Regions from separate parts of the Homo sapiens genome. Here region 2 is linked to region 1. A link is an interaction called in ENCODE POLR2A ChIA-PET data of the cell type or tissue named here. Cell type or tissue: IMR-90. All regions are shown on one strand. Each heading gives the region's core, and the rest is flanking DNA. Links, peaks and the distances in the headings are about the cores only.

Region 1 (10,178 bases), core at 2,926-7,925:
CAAAGACAGGAAAATGGTTTTGTGGGCAGGCAATGAGGAAAGGGGGACAGAGTTGCAGTTTTCTGAGATAAAGCCTCTTAGGTGTTTTTTGACTACTTGATTGTTCCCTGTGAATGTATAAGTTTGATTTTAAAAATAAATAGAGAAGAGCCTCTTTCCTGACACCACCCAATCTCTGAGCCCCACAGATGATGTTCTAGTTTCTTGCAGGAGGTTCTGGTCCCACCTGCCTGCTCCCTTCTAAGACAACCCCACCAGCAAGGAGGTCTTCTAGTTCTTTCTGTGAGTGTTCTCTTGCTGGTCCTGGCTTGGGCCCCTGGGCCCAGGAACCTCTGGGTTCTCTCAGCTACACTTCCATCCGTGGTCCCCAACCTCAGTGTCCAGGATGCTGTGGCTGACCTCCTGGAGGGAGTGTGGCTCCTCACAGGTATCTACCTTGTAGTGCATCAGGCCAGGCCTCCTGCGGCAGCTCTCTGATGACCGAGTGTGGTGGGGATGCTAAGGCCAGGCTGGTTGCCCAGACCTACTTTGCTGCCTGACTGTTTCAAATAGTTGGTGAAGGCTCTGGATTTTCCTCAGAACTGTGGTCCGGAGTGCTCCCACCCCTTCTCTTCCCCTCTCTCCCTCACATTGGGAGTGAGACTTGCTTCATGGTCCGGTGGCTCTCCCAGTCTTTTGTAACTCTTTTCACAAAGGTATATCTCCCACTAAAACCCTTGCAATTTAATCCTGTCTTGGTGTCTGCTTCTCAGAAGAGCTGGATAACACACTCCAACCCTTCTCTCAGTCCCTGCAGCCCCTGTGGTGGGGTTGACTGTGGGTGACCACAGAGCCAGGCTGGCCTCGTCCAAACCGCAGGCTGCTACTTCACAAGGCCTGACCCCACTAAGAACTGTGTTTCTCCATGTTTCTGCTGGTCATATCCAGTGCATCTAGATTGCCTTTTTTTTTTGAGATGGAGATTCGCTCTTGTTGCCCAGGCTGGAGTGCAATGGCATGATCTTGGCTCACTGCAACTTCCGCCTCCCAGGTTCAAGCAATTCTCCTGTCTCAGCCCCCCGAGTAGCTGGAATTACAGTCATGAGCCACCACACTCGGCTAATTTTGTATTTTTAGTAGAGACAGGGTTTCTCCTTGTTGGTCAGGCTCGTCTCAAACTCCTGACCTCAGGTGATCCACCCGCCTTGGCCTCCCGAAGTGCTGGGATTACAGGCGTGAGCCACCATGCCTGGCTCATTTTTTTTTCTTTTTTAAGTAGAGATGGGGTTTTGCCATGTTGCCAAGGCTGTTCTGGAACTCCTGAGCTCAAACAGTCCTCCCACCTTGGCCCCCCAAAGTGCTGAGATTACAGGTGTGAGCCACCACACCCGGCCTGGACTACCAATCTTGATGGCAACATTAGACTGGGGGCCACTGTAGTCATAACAGTGGTGGACCAGGCAGCAGAGTCTTGTCTTCAGTACCATGGACACCGCAGCATCCAGTGCTAGCAGGTATTTTAGAATGCAGGGTCAGATGCATTCTAACCCTCCTCTGCCCTCCCTGAGAGGGCGACCCCAATCCTCCGCCCCTCCCTGCAGCTGCTAGGCAGGCCTCCTGCGCTCTTCACTGCCTCTAGCAGCGTCTTGAAACAGCTGGCTCTGGAAGGCATCCTGATTCTGGATTCAAGAGCTTTGCTTGGATTTCTGTATGAAGGTGTGAAGTGTGAATGCCACCTTTTCTGAGTTACATTTTCATTTTCTGTTGCAAACTTGGGACGTTTACTGAGGGACACTGAATAGTTGGGGGGTGGATGGGGCGAGGGAGGCAGTGGCTAGAAGGAAGGAAGGAAGCATTATAGCAGGGGGGCTCTCTGGGACAGGGCATAGGACAGAGATGGCTCCAGGAGGATTTCACAGGAAAGAATGAGGGGTGGGATGTAGTGATGTCACAAGAGTCCCACTGTGACCCCTCCCCCATCATTGGAGCAAGGACTGGCTAAGCCTGAGCAAGGGTGGGGGAAATAAATAAGGCACTGTTGCCAGGGCCTGAGCCCAGCAGGAAAAGGGTGTGTGCAGAGGGAGGGCCTCGGGTCCTGCTGCTCCTCCTGGACTCCTTCATCCCAATCCCTTCACATCCTTCTCTGACAAGGACTCCCACGTCCCTCCCCGGCTAACCTGGATCCTGCTCAACCCAACACCTGCCTTCTCTCGGTCCCTGGGTTCCCGCAGGCCTTGGGGCCCCACAGTCATATCTGCTGTTCCTGCAGGTCAGTGGCCAGGGTGGGGGTGGGTGTTGGTGCAAAGGAAACCTCTTGAAAGGGGCAGAGCACAGATGGGGCCTCCACCAGTCTTGCTGGGTGAGGGCTTCCCACCATCCTGGAATCCTCTCCTGGGTCTCTAGTTGACCACCCTCCTGCCTCCCCTTTTTCCTTGTTTTGGTCCTGCTGTTGGATTTCTTTTAAAATCCTCCTGCCTCCAGCCTCCCTTGATGATCAGTTCCTGCCTGGGGTCACCAGGCTGCTTCAAATTGGGGTGACCATGGTAGGGATGGTGACTTGAGATTCCTGGGCCATAATGCAGGTGAGAAATGTGCCCTACAGAGTAAAAAGGAACAGTGTCACTGCTGGGTCATTTTGAAGATGGGACTTAGGCAACACATGTCCCTTAAATCCAGTCTCTGAGGGTACCACAAATACCATGTTTTTTTTTTCAAATTCTAGCAGAGAGGTTGTACTGGGTTGAGAGAGAGGCCTCAGAATCAAGACCTTGTCTCCTGCCACAGTTTCCCTGGTGAAGCTCCCAGGCTGAGCACAAACTTCCAGGTCGAGCACAGAAGTTTCGACCTGGAAACTTCAGCCCTCAGAGAGGAGGTGGCACTAACGCTCTAGGTGGGCGGCTGCTCTATGGTCTTCTGCTGCCTGGAGAGCTTTGCCTCCATCACTGGTGCCCACCTGGGGAATGCTCAGGAACTACTCTTCAAAAGTACACTCGGATGCCCACTCTGCAAAGCCATTTTGTTTCCTTATTGTACCTCTGAAATCATTTGTTAACCAAGCATTTGCAAATCCGTCTGTCTTCTGTGTATGGCATATCTATAGACACTGCGGGTGAAAAACAAGGGCAAGACTCGATTCCTTTTCTTGCTTGCTTGCTTGCTTTCTTGCTTTCTTTGCTTTCTTGCTTTCTTTTCTTTTTTCTTCTTTTTCTTTTCTTTTTTTTTTTTTTGGAGACAGTTTTGCTCTTGTTGCCCAGGCTGGAGTGCAATGGTGCAATCTTGGCTCACTGCAACCTCCGCCTCCAGGGTTCAAGCAATTCTCCTGTTTCAGCCTCCCAAGTAGCTGGGATTACAGGCTCATGCCACCATGTCTGGCTAATTTTTGTATTTTTAGTAGAGATGGGGTTTCATCATATTGGTCAGGCTGGTCTCGAACTCCTGACCTCAGGTGATCCACCCGCTTCAGCCTCCCAAAGTGCTGGGATTACAGGTGTGAGCCACTGCACCTGGCCCTATTCCTTTTCTTAGGGAGCTCACAGTTCACTGGATGAGACAGAAGGAAGCTGATTCTGAAAGGAAACAGGGTGTGGTAAAGATAGGTCAGAGGGGTGAGCACAGAGGGGATCAAGAGAAGGGGGTGAAAGACCATTGTCATCAGTGCAGCCTTTTTGGGGAGCAATGTGTGAGCTGAGCTTTGGGAAGAAATGAGGTTTTAATGAGTGTGGGAGGAGAGCCCTCCTGAGATATGTGGAGAGACCAATGCCCCTCTTCCCTGCTGCTCCCCCTCTTGAAGCAGTTCCCTTCTTCCCTCTGTCCCAGCTCGGCACAGTCACAGCAACTCTCCAAATCATGACGCTCAAAATGCCACATCTAAAAAGAACATCCGGGTAGGTGCCTCTGCTTCTTCTGACTTGACCCCCCTTCCCTGCCCTCTTTGGGTCTCATGCAGTTCTTTCCCCTCACCCAACCTCCACACTCCCTTGACAGCAGTTGAAAACATTTGCTCTCTGAATCCCCATCTGCTTGTATATGATTCGTATCCTCTGTGAGTCAACAAGGTGAATATATTCCTCATTTGGTTGAGGGATTTTTTAAAAACATCTCCAACAGGCTCTGCCCCTAAGAAAGAATTCATGCACCTACAAAGAGGAAGGAACGGCACAGCCATCCACCTTTCAACTCCTGAGTTTCCATCTGCACCCTTCAACACTTATTAGGACTTACATGAAACTATGTGACATCTTTTTATTTCTATTAAACAAAATACAGCTTTCTTCCTTGTATCTGAAGAAGTTGGCACCCTCTACACAGAACAGGAGGCCCACAGTTCCAGCAGTTATTGTATACATCACTGACCACGTTAATGACTCCACAAAATCAATCCTGGGCCCACCAAATATTCTGTTGAAGATTAAATTATAAAATTAAACTCCAGCAACATGCATACACAGTTAATAAACTCAGGGAAAAGATCAAAATGGGACCTACATAAAAATTTTTTAAACTTTTTATTTATTCTGTTTCTCATGCTCGCTGAGGCTGGAGTGCAGTGGTGTGATCTCTGCTCACTGCAATCTCCGCCTCTGGGGTTCAAGCAATTCTCCTGCCTCAGCCTCCCGCGTAGCTGGGACAAGTGCATGCCACCATTCCTGGTTAATTTTTGTATTTTTAGTAGAGACGGGGTTTTGCCGTGTTGGCCAGGTTAGTCTTGACTCCTAGCCTCAAGTGATCTACCTGCCTCAGCCTAACAAAGTGTTGGGATTACAGGGAATGAGCCACCCGGCCCAGCTTTTTTTTTTTTTTTTCCTTGAGACAGGGTCCCTCTGTGTCATCCAGGCTGGAGTGCAGTGGCTCAATCATGGCTCACTCTAGATTGGACTTCCTGGGCTCAAGTGATCCTCCCACCTTAGTCTCCAGAGTAGCTGGTACTACTCAAACTGTACACAAAAATTAATTCGAAATGCATCAGAGACTTAAATATGAGAACTAACTATAAAGCTTTTTGAAGAAAACATAGATAAACATAGATAAATCTTTGTGACTTTGGATTAGGAAGCGATTTTTTTTTTTTTTTTTTTTGAGACAGAGTTTTGCTCTTGTTGCCCAGGCTGGAGTGCAATGGCACAATCTCGGCTCACCACAAGCTCCGCCTTCTGGGTTCAAGCAATTCTCCTGCCTCAGCCTCCCAAGTAGCTGGGATTACAGGCGTGTGCCACCACGCCTTGCTAATTTTGTATTAGAGACGAGGTTTCTCCATGTTGGTCAGGCTGGTCTCCAATTCCCGACCTCAGGTGATGTGCCCACCTCGGCCTCCCAAAGTGCTGGGATTACAGACGTGAGCCACTGCGCCCGGCCACGATTTCGTAAATATGACACCAAAAATAAAAGTGGCCGAGCATGGTGGGTCACGCCTGTAATCCCAGCACTTTGGGAGGCCAAAGCGGGAGGATCCCTTGATCGCAGGAGTTTGGACCAGTCTGGGCAACATAAGGGGACCCTGTGTCTACAAAACAAAATAAAAAAATTAGCTGGGTATGGTGGCATGTGCCTTCAGTCCCAGCTACTCCAGCTACTCCAGAGGCTGAGGAGGGAGGATCACTTAAGCTGAGGAGGTCAAGGCTGCAGTAAGCCATGATTGCACCACTGCACTCCAGCCTGGGTGACAGAGTGAGACCCTGTCTCAAAAAAAAGAAAAAAGTACAAGTGGCAAAAACAAAATTGGACTTCACCAAAATTTAAAAAAATTGACTTCAAATAACACCACCCAGAAAGTAAAAAGACAAGCCATAGGATGGGAGAAAAACCTGGCAACTTGTTTATCTCATGAGGGACTTGTATTAGAATACACAGGGAACTCTTACAACTCAACAAAAGGAAAATAACCTAAGTGAAAAATGAGTGAAAAATGTGCATGGACATTTCTCCAAAGATAATACACAAATTGCCAATAATCACATGATATGATGCTCAACACCATTAGTCATTAGGGAAAGGCAAATCAAACGCACAATGAGATGCCACCTTCTACCCCTTAGGATGGCTATGATAAAATCTACAGACAAGAACAAGTGTTAGCAAGGATGGAGGAAAAAACCCTCATCACTGCTGGTGGGAATGTGAAATGGTGCAGCCACTTTAGAAAACAGATTGGCGGCCAGGTGCTGTGTCTCATGCCTGTAATCCCAGCAATTGGGAGGCCAAGATGGGTGGATTGCCTGAGGTCAGGAGTTCGAGAGCAGCCTGGGCAACATGATGAAACCCTGTCTCTACAAACAAACAAACAAACAAACAAAGAAACAAACAAAAAAACATTATGCAGGCATGGTGGCATGTTCCTGTAGTCTCAGCTACTTAAGGAGCTGAGACAGGAGGGTCACTTGAGCCCAGGAGGTTGATGCTGCAGTGAGTGGTGTTTGTGCCATTGCACTCCAGCCTGGGTGACAGAGTGAGACCACATCTCTGAAAAAAAAAAAAAAGAAAAAAAAAAAAAAAGAAGAGGGGAAACAGGTTGGCAATTCCTCTCAAAAACTACACAGTTATACTTTGACCCAGAAATTATACTCCTACTTATATAAGCAGAAATGAAAACATAAATCTACACAAACTTCTACACAAATGCTCATAGCAGCTTTATTCATAATAAACAGAAGTGGAAACAGTTCAAAAGTCCATCAGCTGATGACTGGATAAATATCATATATGCATACAAGGGAATATTTTTCAGTAAAAAACTAAGTTCTGGGCCAGGTGAGGCATCTCATGCCTGTAATGCTGATGCTTGCACCCGTGCAAGCATAGGTATTGCACAGGCTGAAGAAGGAGGATGGTTTCACCCCAAGAGTTCAAGACCAGCCTGGACAACATAGCAAGACCCCTTTCTCTACATATATATAGAAAATGTTCTCAAATTAGATGGTGCCGATGATTGCACAATTCTGTGACTATACTAAGAACCAGTGTATATTCTATTTTATTTCATTTTATTTTAGAGACAGGGTCTCACTCTGTCACCCAGGCTGGAGTGAAGTGGTGCGATTTCAGGTCACAGCAACTTCTATCTCCCAGGTTCAAGCGATTCTCCTGCCTCAGCCTCCCGAGTACCTGGGATTACAAGCACACACAACTATGCCTGGATATTTTTTGTATCTTTAGTAGAGACAGGGTTTTGCCATGTTGGCAAGGCTGGTCTTGAACTCATGACCTCAGGTGACCCGCCACCCCCATCCCCGCTGCCCCCTCGGCCTCCCAAAGTGCTGGGATTACAGGCGTGAGCCACCGCGCCGGGCCCATTGTACATTTTAAATGGGCGAATTACATCGTGTGTGAATTATAACTTAATAAAGCTGCTGGGAAAAAAAAGAAGATAAAAAAGTGAGGTGGATTAAAGGGCCCATAGAGGAAGCCACCTGACCCCCGGCCTGGCCTCCTTCTCGGCTCTTCCTCTCCGGGGGCCCAACAGGGCTGTGCGTTTGACAGGCAGTTGGGAGACCCTGGTGGCCGGTTTTGGTCGGTCACGTGGGCACGCGGCTGAGCCAATCAGAATCTCCCGGCAGTTGGTTCCCGGAGGCAGAATCTGTTAAACTGACAAAGCCCACGTCTCCGGGTCCCTGTCTCGGGGAGTCGGGACTATTGGGTCACCCCGGGTAGTCGAGACTCTAGACTGAGCTGTCTCGGTCACTCAGGAGGCAGTTGGCAGAGTATTCGTGGTCAGGGAGGTGACCCGTGGTCAGCAGGGTCAGGCCACCCAGGGACAAAGGGTGCTCCTGCACCGGGCCTTGGAGAAGGACAGAGCGGTGGGGACTTGGGGTCAGCGGGGGAGCCTCCGCGGATGGGGAGTCACCACCTGCCGGGTAAGAGGGGACTCATCACAGGGGCCGGAGCAAGACAAGCCCTCCCTCCCGGCTCAGGCCGGGTCCCAGGCTGGACCCCTCCCTGTCTCACAGGGCCGGCCTCCTTCGGAGCTGGCTGGGATGGAAAGGGGAAGTAGGAGGAGCTCAGGACACAGGGATTGGGGCCGATCCTGGGGTCTGAGCTGTGGGGTGAGGAGGGGATCGCCTGTCCCCTGGGGAGTGACGATGTCACCCAGCCGTGGCCGTTGCGGAGGTCATGATCTGAACCTTGACAGGTAACCCCAGGGCTGCCTTCCTGTTCTTCTCCTGGGCTGTCAGGGGACACCCTGCTCTGTTTTGTTTTTAAGTGACCAGAGACAGACACGTAACATAGAAAACGCTATCACTTTGATCATTTGTTTCGAATGGAAGAAAAACCGACACAAGTGGGTTTCTGGTGGGAAGCGCTTCCCTCCAACTCCAGGAACTCCATCAAGGAGTTAAGAAAGCACAGAGTCCTGTCAGCAGCCAGAGACATGCTGGGCAGTGGTGACCTCGGAGCCACCCCGCGACATGGAGATCTCGAGCTCCGCCCTCCGTGCAGGGAGATTCCTTTTGGAAAAAATCTCTGGCAGAGTGGGAGGGTGTAGGGGCCAGCCACATACATGCTTGCTGCTAGGACCCCTTAGCCATGGGCAGGGTGGGCACAGTGACCAGGGCCAGGAAACTTACAGGCCCACCAAAGAGTGTCAATTTCAGTCAGAAGAAAAAAAAATTGAACTATGTGATTTTTTTTTTTTTTAAGACGCAGTCTTGCTCTGTCGCCCAGGCTGGAGTGCAGAGGCGTGATCTCGGCTCACTGCAAGCTCCTCCTCCCGGGTTCACGCCATTCTCCTGCCTCAGCCTCCCGGGTAGCTGGGACTACAGGAGCCCGCCACTGCGCCCGGCTAATTTTTTCTGTATTTTTAGTAGAGATGAGGTTTCACCGTGGTCTCGATCTCCTGACCTCGTGATCCACCCGCCTCGGCCTCCCAAAGTGCTGGGATTACAGGTGTGAGCCACCACGCCTGGCCTATGATATTAATATATTTATCATTATACCAGTAACTCATAAAATCAAATTTCAAACTTTTTCTTTCTTTTTTTTTTTTTTTTTTTTGAGACAGAGTCTTGCTGTGTTGCCAGGCTGGAGTGCAGTGGCTCCATCTCGGCTAACTGCAACCTCCTCCTCCCAGGTTCAAGCCATTCTTCTGCCTCAGCCTCCCGAGTAGCTGGGACTACAGCCACCCACCACCACGCCTGGCTACTTCTTTGTATTTTAGTAGAAACAGGGTTTTACCGTGTTGGTCAAGATGGTCTCGATCTCCTGACCTCGTAACCTGCCCGCCTTGGCCTCCCGAAGTGCTGGGATTACAGGTGTGAGCCACCGCACCCAGCAAACTTCAAACTTTTTAATGGAACAAGGACACACAGGCATTAATCCCCAGTGTCCATCAAAGTTGCAATGCAGCCCTAACGCCTGGCATCCTTGAAAGGGATGTGCATTTAGTAATGAGATTTGCTCAGCAGCGTAGTCAGCTGTGTGGTGCATTCTCAGCTGTGCCTCAGCAGCCCTGATGCAGACATCCAGAAGGAGCACAGCCACTTTATCCAGAGGTGAAGTTTTGCAGCAAGACAGCATTCATAGGGGGAGTTCTCAACAAATGTCAGTCCCCAAAAAGGGAACTGGCTTTATTATGGTCATTAGGATATTCACTCGTAGAGAACAGGACCTGACAGACAAAGCAAAGAATGAATACTAAGATTAGAAGTATTTGGCACATTTGGGATGAGAAGGAGGCACAGTGGGAAAGTGTTGAGTTGAAATCAAACTTGGGTTAAATGTGCTCAGTTTTGCCCAGGATCATTCTTGGCCACAGGACTCAGTTTGCTGAGCAGGTACACAACACACAAGGATACAAGCAGCCATTGCACACAGACACACCCACATCAGACACAACCTGCTCTCCTCTCCTCCCTGCACCAAGAGGCACATGTGGCAGGGGTCCTGGTGGAGCACTTCCAGGAGGAATGTCTGGGGACCCTCATGTGAAGGGAACTCCGTGTCAAGGCACCCCCTTTCCTCAGCCACAGTGAGCTCTTGGGAGCTGGGCAATGGTGTGGGAGAGGTTGTGGGGGATAGCAAAGCAGGGGAACCAGCCTGGAATTGTCTCAGAGAAAGACCAGGCCACTAAGAGTGCAGATGGAGACATGAGACATCCAAGGGAGGGAGGAGAGGGGACCCCCTCGTGAAACTGGGGCTCACGTAAACCTGCATCAAGCACTGCGGCAGTGTTCAATCAGAAATGCTGCCCAGTACCCAGGTGGGGCACA
Region 2 (10,178 bases), core at 2,771-7,770, 570 kb before region 1:
ACAGACTTTCCTATTCACTGAAATATCTCATTGAATATCAGTCCCCAACGTTTGTCCCAAACAAGCAACTCCTTCTGCTTTACTTACCCCAACAAAGGAGTGAGGAAGCGCGGAGTCGTACTGGATACCCACTATGTGCGCGCATATGTGTCCATGTGCGGACACACACACACTCACCTGTAACCCTGAAGTCAACCCCGCATAGTGAAAACCACATAAATACTTGAACTGACCAGGCCCAGCTTTCAGTCTCACCTCTGCCTCTGCTAGCTCTGTGACCCGGGCATTTTTGCTGCGCTCCCCAAGCGCAGCTTCTCCATGTGTCCAGTGGGCTCTCCGAACCTACTGTGTTGAGAGAATCCAGTGCAGCCTGCAAGCAAAGTGCCTGATACGTGGTGAAGCGTGGTGTGGGCCTGAACAACTTTCCGGTGACAACTCCTCCTTTACCAGCTACTTCCCCCTGCACCTCCCTCTATCTCTAACACCTGTTTATGGAGGTGAGGCTTTGAGGCAGTGGGCCCAGGTGTAGCGAAGATCTGCTTTTTCCAAGGTCAGTCAGAGTCAAAGCCTGGAGCAGCCATGCTGTGTGTAGGATGTCTGGCGGAATCGGGATCTGCCCACACCCGAGAGACCTAGGTCCTTGCTTCACCGCTCCCTGGATGATGGAGAGCAGCCCAGGGAACTCCCATAGGTTAGAGAGAAGCGGGTGGAGTAAGAAGTGGGTTAATTTGTGATATTAAGCATTAAGGTGGTGAAATGAAGGAATAATGTGGAAAACATTCCAGAACAGGGGAGTAAATTTTAACCAAGGGTGACATGCAGAAGATAAGAATGATGTGAAAAGTGACATATTCAGCTAGGAATTCTTTTAAAATTATGCTTTTCTGTCTCCTGCAGCATCATTTTTCACATCAGTTTCCCCTTCTTGCAACCCCCTCCAGCTGCTCTCCCCAAGCTCTGCCCTAATTTGCAGTAAAACTTCTTGAATGTATTGTACGTACCTACTACCTCCAATTCCTTGCTTCCATTCTCTCTTGAAACCACTCCAGTTAGGTTTTCTCTCCCTCCCTACCCCACTGCCCCTGCTACTTTCTGTCATCAAGGTCACCTCTTGGCCACCCATGACCTTCACATTGCTGAGTCCATTGGTCGCCTCTCAGTCCTTGCACCAGCTACCCTCTCCGCAGCATTTGACACAATGAGTCACCCCTTACCCTTTGCCAACTTGCATCACTTGCCTTCCAACACAGCTGACTTTCCTGGCTTTTCTCCTCCCTCACTGACCAGTTCTTTTGGTCTCCTTGGCTGGTTCTTTCTCATCTTTCCAATCTCTTATAATACCAGAGTGCACAGTCCTCAGTTTTTTGGTTTTTTTTTTTTTTAATTAGAGGCAGGATCTCACTCTGTCACAGTGGCACAATCATGGCTCACTATAACCTCAAACTCCTGGGCTCATGTGATCCTCTCACCCCAGCCTCCCAAGTAGCTGCGACTTGTGAGCCACCACACCTAGCTAACTTTCTTTTAGGAGATGGGATCTCACTGTGTTACCCAGGCTGCTCTCAATCTCTTGGCTTCAAGTAATCCCCTTGCCTCGGCCTCCCAGAGTGCTGGGATTTCAGATGTGAATCACTGCACCCAGCCAGGCCTCAGTTCTTAAAGCATTCCTCTTCTCAATCTCTACTCACCTTCTTGGGTTCAGCCATTCTTTTGACTTCATTTATATGCCAATTACTCTGAAATATATATCTTGAGCCCAGAACTGTCTCTTGAACTGGAGATTCATAAATCCAGTGACCCTTGGATATCTAATGAGCATCTCATCTTTACATGTCCAAAGTTCCGGATCTTCCCCCTAAACTGGCTCCCCGCTACATACTTCTTCATCTCAGTAGAAGGCAACTCCTCGCCCTAGATGTTCAGGCCAAATCCTTTGGAGTCATTCTTGACTCTGCTCTTTCTCTTACACCAACATCCTGCCCATAGGCAACTCCTAGTGACTCTACCTTCAAAGTACACACAGAATCCGACCACTTCTTCCGCCTCCTCCTCCACCACCACCATCACAGAGCCGGTCCAGAGTGATCCTGCTTGGTGTTCCTGCCTCTACCCTGATCCCACTAAATTTTCAACTTAGCAGCCAGAGGGATCCTTTTAAAATCTAAATCAGATTTTGTGAAGCCTCTGCTCAAAACCATCTGGGACAGGTGTGACAGCTTATGCCTGTAATCCCAGCACTTTGGGAGGCAAAGGCAGGAGGATTGCCTAAGTTCGGGAGTTCAAGACTAGTCTGGGCAACATAACAAGACCCTGTCTCTACAAGACACACACACACACAAAATCTGAAGGATTTCTTATCTCACTCAGAGTAAAAGCCAGATCCTTACAGTGGCCTACAAGACCTTTGCTCTTGAACTCACATTTCTCTCCCCTCCTTCACTGTGTCAGCCACATGGGCCTCCTGGCAGGTCCTTAAGCACATTAAAAAAAAAATTTTTTTAAGTGGCTGTGCCCTCTGCCTGGAATACTCTTTCCCCAGATATCCACGCGGCTCACATCCTCATGCATATCCATTTTTTGATCAAATGTCACCTTTTCACTGACCTCCCTGTTTCAAACTGTAACCACCTTATTACCAGTATTCCCTGTAGCCCTTCCAACTTTATTTTCCTTCATCTTATCTGGCATATGTACCTCATACTTATGATCTTCTCCCTCCCACAGTCAGAAATTTTCCATCCGTTTAGTTTACTACTATATCTCCCATGCCTAGAAGGGTGCCCAACACAGAGTCAGTAATCATTTTGAATGAATTTATTTGATTCCATCTTATTTTTCTTCTCTCTGATGTCAGTTTTACTTAAAGACCATCTGCAGGATAGCCTTCATTCTTTTTTCACGCTGTCTATATCCCAATAAAAATGCCCCCCTGCAGAAAGTTAATTCTTCATTGTCCATTCCTCTGAAATGATTCAGAAATACTGGTAGTATTTTTAAGAAGTTATATGTGAGTGAACATTGTATTATAGGAAGCAGTTGCTTCTCTTAACTAATATTATGATTCTTTTCAGATTTAAAGGAAGCAAAAAAGATGACATTCTGGGAGTTTCATATAACAGGTTGATTAAAATTGATGCAGCCACCGGGATTCCAGTGACAACATGGAGATTCACAAATATCAAACAGTGGAATGTAAACTGGGAAACCCGGCAGGTAAAGTGAAAGTTTTTGCTCTTCAGTGTTGAGCCTATAAATGTGTGTCCCTCAGAATTGCAGATTATTCTGAGTTTTAAAAGGTGTTCTTCTATTTAGACCTAAGAAACCACAAGCATATGGTAACTGTCTGTCTGCTAAAATCATCATATGCAATTCTGGGCAGCTTCCTAACAGGCACAGGCCAAATGCTCTTGCATTAGCACTGCAAGTTGGCTTAGTCTCCATGCAGACTTTCAATACAGACAGGTTCTGAAATCGCTGAGCAGTTTCATTAATTTTCATTGACTCAGCATAGGATTATACAGGATTTAGCTTGATACTTACTTATGAGAAACTACTGGAGATGTAACTGCTATGCAAAATAAATCCAAAAAAAGCCTCATCTGACTGGCTGCCAAGAAACCCGATGGAGGACTGGAAGATTCAGTTGCTCACCTGGAGAGCATTCCAGGCCCAAAAGGGAAAAACTGCTGAAGAAGAAAGTGAGGTCCATAGTGATGACTGAGAAAAGCTTCACCTCTTAAAACCAGGAGCCCTCAAACCCCTAGCCTATGTTACAGCCTCCCATCATCTCCCATCCTAGGAGCTAAGTTCAGGCCAAGCCTGTATCATGGAAAATTCCAGATGAAGTTAGAGGCAGCTTAGCATCCTGCCGCTAATTTAAAACATTCTGCCCAGTGCTTTGGGAGGCCGAGGTGGGAAGGATCACTTGAGGCTGGGAGTTCGAGACCAGCCTGGGCAACATAATGAGACCCTGTCTCCACAGAAAATTAAAAAAAAAAAAAACAAAAAAAAAAAACGCTGAACTAGCCAGGTGTGATGGTGTGCACCTGTAGTTTCAGCTACTCAGCCAGGGATGATCAGTTGAGGTTCGAGGTTACAGTGAGCAGTGACTGTGCCACTGCACTCCAGCCTGGGTAACAAAGCAAGACCCTGTTTCATTCATTCTTGAATTAATTAAAACATTCAGATGTTGCTGATACAGACTCAATCTTCCCTCATTCCTTTGGCATTCTCATTTTCCAATAGAAAGTCACTGACGTAGAGGGATGGTAAGAGACCCACACATTTGTTAAGAACCCTGACTTCCTCTCAGCAGTGTTGATAATCATCTGGGTGCTTATTTGTAAAATCAAGTTCAGAGATTAGATGACCTCTAAGGCGGTAGCTCTAAAGCCTTGATGCGTATTAGGATCACCTGGGGAGCTTTAAAACACCACTGCCTAGACCACACCCAAGGCCAGTTAAATCTGAATCTCTGGGAGGAGGAACGAACCATTAGTAATTTTTAAAGGTCCACAAGTGATTTCAATGGGCAGCCAAGGTTGTGAACCAGCAAAGTCTCTAAGTCTTTCTTCTAGTGCTTAGAGTTTATGACTTGCAGCTAGGAAAGGGTTCCGGGCAGTGGCTGTAGGAAAATTCAGGCAGACTTTTATTCATTAAAGAGCCTGCAGGCCGGGTGCAGTGGCTCACGCCTATAATCCCAACACTTTGGGGGTCCGAGGCATGGATCACTTGAGGTCAGGCGTTCAAGACCAGCCTGGCCAACATGGTGAAACCCCCGTCTCTACTGAAAATACAAAAATTAGCCAGGTGTGGTGGCACACACCTGTAATCCCAACTACTTGGGAGGCTGAGGCATGAGAATCGCTTGAACCTGGGAGGCAGAGGTTGCAGTGGCCCGAGATCGTGCCACTGTACCCCAGCCTGGGTGACAGAGAGAGACTCCATCTCAAAAAAAAAATAAAAATAAAAATAAAGTGCCTGCGAAGCACCCTGCCCCTCAACACAGGGAGACAGAGAGTGCTTGGGCAAAATCCTTGTATCTAAACTGTAGACAGAAAATGTGTTGGGAGTTTTTTTAACCAGACGTGCAGCAAAGTCGACACCACCAGAGGGCGCAAAGAGAGCAAAGATGTTTTCTGGAAGCGTTTAATGGAAGTGATGGTTTTCTGTGTGTTTTAGAGGGATATCCATCTGTTATCCACCTCAGCAGCCCTCAGCTCCAGGGGCCAGTCCAGCAAAGCACTTTTTTTTTCATCATTCCTTGTCAGAGTTTAAGCTTCTCTGTGCCTTCCTCTTCCAGGTGGTCATCGAGTTTGACCAAAACGTCTTTACTGCTTTCACCTGCCTGAGTGCAGATTGCAAGATTGTGCACGAGTACATTGGCGGCTACATTTTCTTGTCCACCCGCTCCAAGGACCAGAATGAAACACTCGATGAGGACTTGTTCCACAAATTGACCGGCGGTCAGGATTGAAACAAGCACGCGTGCTCGGCTCACACCAACAAGGCAAGCCAAAGGCGCCCCTCCCCAGAGGGATCCCTAACGTGCCCAGCATGTAGATTCTGGACTAACAGACAACATACATTCACCGCTGGTCACCCAGATCCTCATTCAAACCCACTGCTGGCACATCCCTTTCCTTACTTTGCCCTGTGCTACCAGCCACGGAAGGAGCCTCTCTTGTTTTTTCTATAAAATGGGTAGGCAGGAGAAAAGCAGGTGCCCTAAGATTGCTCTAAGGCCCAGCATGTGGTTACAGTTCTCTGACTTGCAGAACCTGCCAGGTGTATGGCTACAAGTTATCCTCGTGCTGATCTGTCTCATTACTAAGTCAATGGAGAAGACAGAAAGGTAAAAATCACGTGTAGCAAGAACAACTCTTATTTCACAAACTCAGGTATGAAACGAAACGCCTGTCCTTCATGGAACTGCTTTTAGCTCCTGTCTTTTCAAAATGGCAGAGGGAGTTCCTACACACACTTTTTCCCTGGAGGCCAAGGTCTAGGGGTAGAAAGGGGAGGGGTGGGGCTACCAGGTAGCAGTTGACAACCCAAGGTCAGAGGAGTGGCCCTCAGTGTCATCTGTCCACAGTGATACCTGCCAAGATGACCACTGACCCACATCTGGTCTTAGTCATTGGTCTCCTCAGATTTCTGGGGCCACCTGCAAGCCCCATTCCATTCCTACAGATCTCTCAGCCACCTGTAAGTCCTTTGTGAAGATGTGGGTGACACAGGGGGACAGGAAAACCCATTTCTCAACCCAGATCCATGTCTCCACTGCTTCTACTCTGGGTTGGGATTCAGGAAGACAGGCACAGTCCTCTCTGTTCATAGAAACACCTGCCAGTGTCAAGGATTCCAGTCAGGTGTCTATCCCAACTGGTCAGGGAGAGAAGGGCAGACCCATTCTCAAAGACCACCATGTCCAAGGTCTGACAGCTCCCCACTGGCTGCCCCCACAGGGGCTTTAGGCTGGTCTGGGTCATGGGGAAGCGTCCCTCTTATCGCTGGTCTGTGTTCTCCTGGATTTGGTATCTATGTTGGTACGACTCCTGGCCTTTTATCTAAAGGACTTTGGCTTTTGTAAATCACAAGCCAATAATAGACTTTTTTCTCCCCCTCTGTTTTTTGCTGTGTCATCTCTGCCTTGAGACTGCCTTGAGACAGTGCTTGCCTTGAGAGAGTGAGCCAATTAACAGCTGCCTGAATTGTCATTTTCCATTTTGGTTTGTTAGAGGTGGGAGGGGTGGGTTTTGAGAAGGTCAAAAGCAATACCAGAAGTAAAGGGAAATATCAGACAATATTTTATTATTTTTTCATAGATGTTCTGCCACACAAAGAACTTGGGGTGTAAGGATAAGGCAAAAGCTCCAATCCCATTTTTCAGTTCTCCTAGGATGCACCCCTCAGGGAGCCTGGCCAGAGTTCCGAGGCCCGTGAGCGTCAGCTGTTGCTTTATTTTCCATCAAAGCCCTCTGAGAAGTGAGACCTCAGCAATTCCGGGAGCCACATAGAGACAGACTTGGCAAGGGACCCCCTGGTTCTGAGCCAGTAGCTGCCATCTGGAAATTCCTCTTTTAGCCTCTCCTTAGAGGTGAATGTGAATGAAGCCTCCCAGGCACCCGCTGAATTTCTGAGGCCTTGCTTAAAGCTCAGAAGTGGTTTAGGCATTTGGAAAATCTGGTTCACATCATAAAGAACTTGATTTGAAATGTTTTCTATAGAAACAAGTGCTAAGTGTACCGTATATACTTGATGTTGGTCATTTCTCAGTCCTATTTCTCAGTTCTATTATTTTAGAACCTAGTCAGTTCTTTAAGATTATAACTGGTCCTACATTAAAATAATGCTTCTCGATGTCAGATTTTACCTGTTTGCTGCTGAGAACATCTCTGCCTAATTTACCAAAGCCAGACCTTCAGTTCAACATGCTTCCTTAGCTTTTCATAGTTGTCTGACATTTCCATGAAAACAAAGGAACCAACTTTGTTTTAACCAAACTTTGTTTGGTTACAGTTTTCAGGGGAGCGTTTCTTCCATGACACACAGCAACATCCCAAAGAAATAAACAAGTGTGACAAAAAAAAAAAAAAACAAACCTAAATGCTACTGTTCCAAAGAGCAACTTGATGGTTTTTTTTAATACTGAGTGCAAAAGGTCACCCAAATTCCTATGATGAAATTTTAAATTAATGGGCACCTTTCAACATCATTTGCTTCCTTATCTACAGTTGATTCAGAAATCTGCATTTTTTATTCTTTTATATGACTTTTAAGTAAAAGATTTATATGGATTTGAGTACGGTCCTGTTGTGTCCTCTCCAACCTACTGTCTCCAAAAAGGTGACTTTTTCCTCTCTTATGAAAAGGGACTGCAACTCTGAGGTCTAACATGTGTCTCTCCTCACAGCGCCAAGATTCCGGGTCGTTCCCTCCCGTGGTGTGGGGAGTGGCAGATTCCAGGGGTCCTCAGAGAGCCCCTTAGAAACCTCACTTACCCGCTGGTTTCAACTCCTTTCTCACTGACTTGGTCACAGATTTCCTGGCATATCCTGCCTTATCATGAGCTCTTTTGTCTCTTTCCAGTTCTATATTAAAACACACACACACACACACACACCAGCAAGCAAAGATCCCCAGCGGCAATAGAACAGCAGAAGCCTCTGATTCTGATGGCTGAGTGTTGAGGGCACTTTGCTTTAGTGACATGCAGTTTATAGATATCCCTTTGTGCAATTCTCCTGTCAGCCCACAGAGGGTAGAAATGGCTTCCTCTACAAAGGAGAAAGGTTCAGAAGGTGAACTTGCCCAGGGTCACACTGCCAATGAGCAGTGTTTGTCTTGACTCCAGAAGCCACTAAGCTTAACCCAGCAAACCCCACCCTTCCTTCCCAGCCTTGCCCAGCCTTGAAATGCCCCTTACCCTAGCTCCAGAGCAGGCGTTCCTGAGCTCAGGCTCATACCAGTAAGAGAGAACCAGGGGCATTAAGAGCAGTTAGCTGTGGGAGGAGAGGCTGGACCAAAAAGGTCTGGGAGCCAGAGAAATGAGGTGCTTAGAGTGTTGTTGTTTTTTTCTTTGTTTTAATTTTTGTTTTTGTTTTTTGAGATGGAGTTTCACTCTTGTTGCCCAGGCTGGAGAGCAATGGCGTGATCTCAGCTAACCACAACCTCCGCCTCCCAGGTTCAAGCGATTCTCCTGCCTCAGCCTCCCGAGTAGCTGGGACTACAGGCATGCACCACCACGCCTGGCTAATTTTGTATTTTTTTTAGTAGAGACGGGGTTTCTGCATGTTAGTCAGGCTAGTCTTGAACTCCTGACCTCAGGTGATCCGCCTGCCTCGGCCTCCCAAAGTGCTGGGATTACAGGCGTGAGCCACCGTGCTTAATTTTGGGAAAGTTTCATTTTTAGTCCCACGGTCAGAAAAGTAAGGAAATGAGGAAGCTTTAATTTGAAAACTCATTTAATACAAGAAGTCAAGATATTTTATAATATCTGTCTTCTAAAATCACTTTAAAATTTTATTTTTAACTCACAAGATTTATTTTTGGGGGCTGGGCATAGTGGCTCACCTTGTAATCCCAGCACTTTGGGAGGCCAAGGCAGGAGGCTTACCCGAGCCCAGGAGTTCAAGACCAGCTTGGGCAACACAGCAAGACCCCATCTCTACAAAGATTTTAAAAAATTAGCTGGGCATGGTGGCACATGCCTGTAGTCCTAGCTACTTGGGAGGCTGAGATGAGAGGATCCCTTGAGCTCCAGGAGTTCAAGGTGGCAGTGAGCTATGATCATGCCATCACACTCCAGCCTCAGTGACCCTGTCTCAAAAAAAAAAAAAAAAATTGGCTTCTACATTTAGTATCTCTATATTCATTTTAATTATTTTCTCACATAGCGTGACTTTCCTGCCTCTCCCCCTTCCACTCCTGTCACCCCAGAATCTCTCAGTGGTAGGAGACAGAAAGGGAACATTCCTCTTTGTTATTTCACCCATCTTTCCTTCTCATGCACCCTACAGCCAAGGACTCTTGAGTCCAGGAAATCATAGCTGGAAAATCTGAAAAACTGAAAAAGTGAAGCCCTTGGCCCTCACTTGCTTCAAAGTTTTTCCAATTCCTTGAACCTCACTGGAGTTGTGTGGAAATATTGAGTGCTATCAGAAAGAGGGGAGGCCGGGCACGGTGGCTCACGCCTGTAATCCCAGCATTTTGGGAGGCCGAGGCAGGAGGATCACCTGAGGTCGGGAGTTCGAGACCAGCCTAACCAAAATGGAGAAACCCCGTCTCTACTAAAAATACAAAATTAGCCAGGTGTGGTGGCACCTGCCTGTAATCCCAGCTACTCGGGAGGCTGAGGCAGGAGAATCACTTGAACCTGGGAGGCAGAGATTGCGATGAGCCGAGATCACACCATTGCACTCCAGCTTGGGTGAAAGAGCGAGACTCCTCCATCTCAAAAAAACAAAAACAAAACAAACAAAACAAACAAACAAACAAAAACCGAAAAGAAAAAGCTATCCTGACATTTGCACACACATCTCATGTTGCATCAAGACTCAGTGATTGGCCGGGTGTGGTGGCTCACATCTGTAATCCCAGCATTTTGGGAAGCCAAGGCGGAAGGATTGCTTGAGCCTAGGAGTTCAAGACCAGCCTGGGCAACAGCAAGACCCTGT

What was found. ChIA-PET counts read pairs that join two places held together with the same protein. Peaks named below come from ENCODE experiments on the same cell type or tissue, not always from the same donor. Only the 100,000 strongest peaks of a DNase experiment are listed, where the experiment ranks them.
Region 2: POLR2A ChIA-PET joins it to region 1 with 5 read pairs; 2 of 35 experiments call an interaction of 5 or more read pairs at or near these places.

Annotation. Positions count from the first base shown.
Region 1 is chr20:5,501,946-5,512,123 of GRCh38, reverse strand. LINC00654 (long intergenic non-protein coding RNA 654) reads left to right here and starts at 7,528. Exons shown (of 2, transcript NR_015406.2): 1 at 7,528-7,826. LINC01729 (long intergenic non-protein coding RNA 1729) reads left to right here and starts at 2,122. Exons shown (of 3, transcript NR_109860.1): 1 at 2,122-2,248; 2 at 3,796-3,863; 3 at 4,087-4,249. It overlaps LOC124904863 (a long non-coding RNA gene), which reads right to left. Exons shown (of 3, transcript XR_007067509.1): 3 at 9,522-9,577. RefSeq lists an enhancer at 7,673-7,782. In IMR-90, for the core only: no CTCF peak of the experiment used is centred there; no DNase peak of the experiment used is centred there; H3K4me3 peaks cover 376 bases; H3K27ac peaks cover 165 bases.
Region 2 is chr20:6,072,471-6,082,648 of GRCh38, reverse strand. It overlaps FERMT1 (FERM domain containing kindlin 1), which reads left to right. Exons shown (of 15, transcript NM_017671.5): 14 at 3,072-3,213; 15 at 5,303-7,804. The coding sequence ends at 5,476. Among named protein-coding and RNA genes, the nearest start is that of LRRN4, 24 kb to the right of the region's middle. RefSeq lists a silencer at 8,215-8,364. In IMR-90, for the core only: a CTCF peak has its summit at 5,116 (motif pointing right); a DNase peak (open chromatin) is centred at 5,118.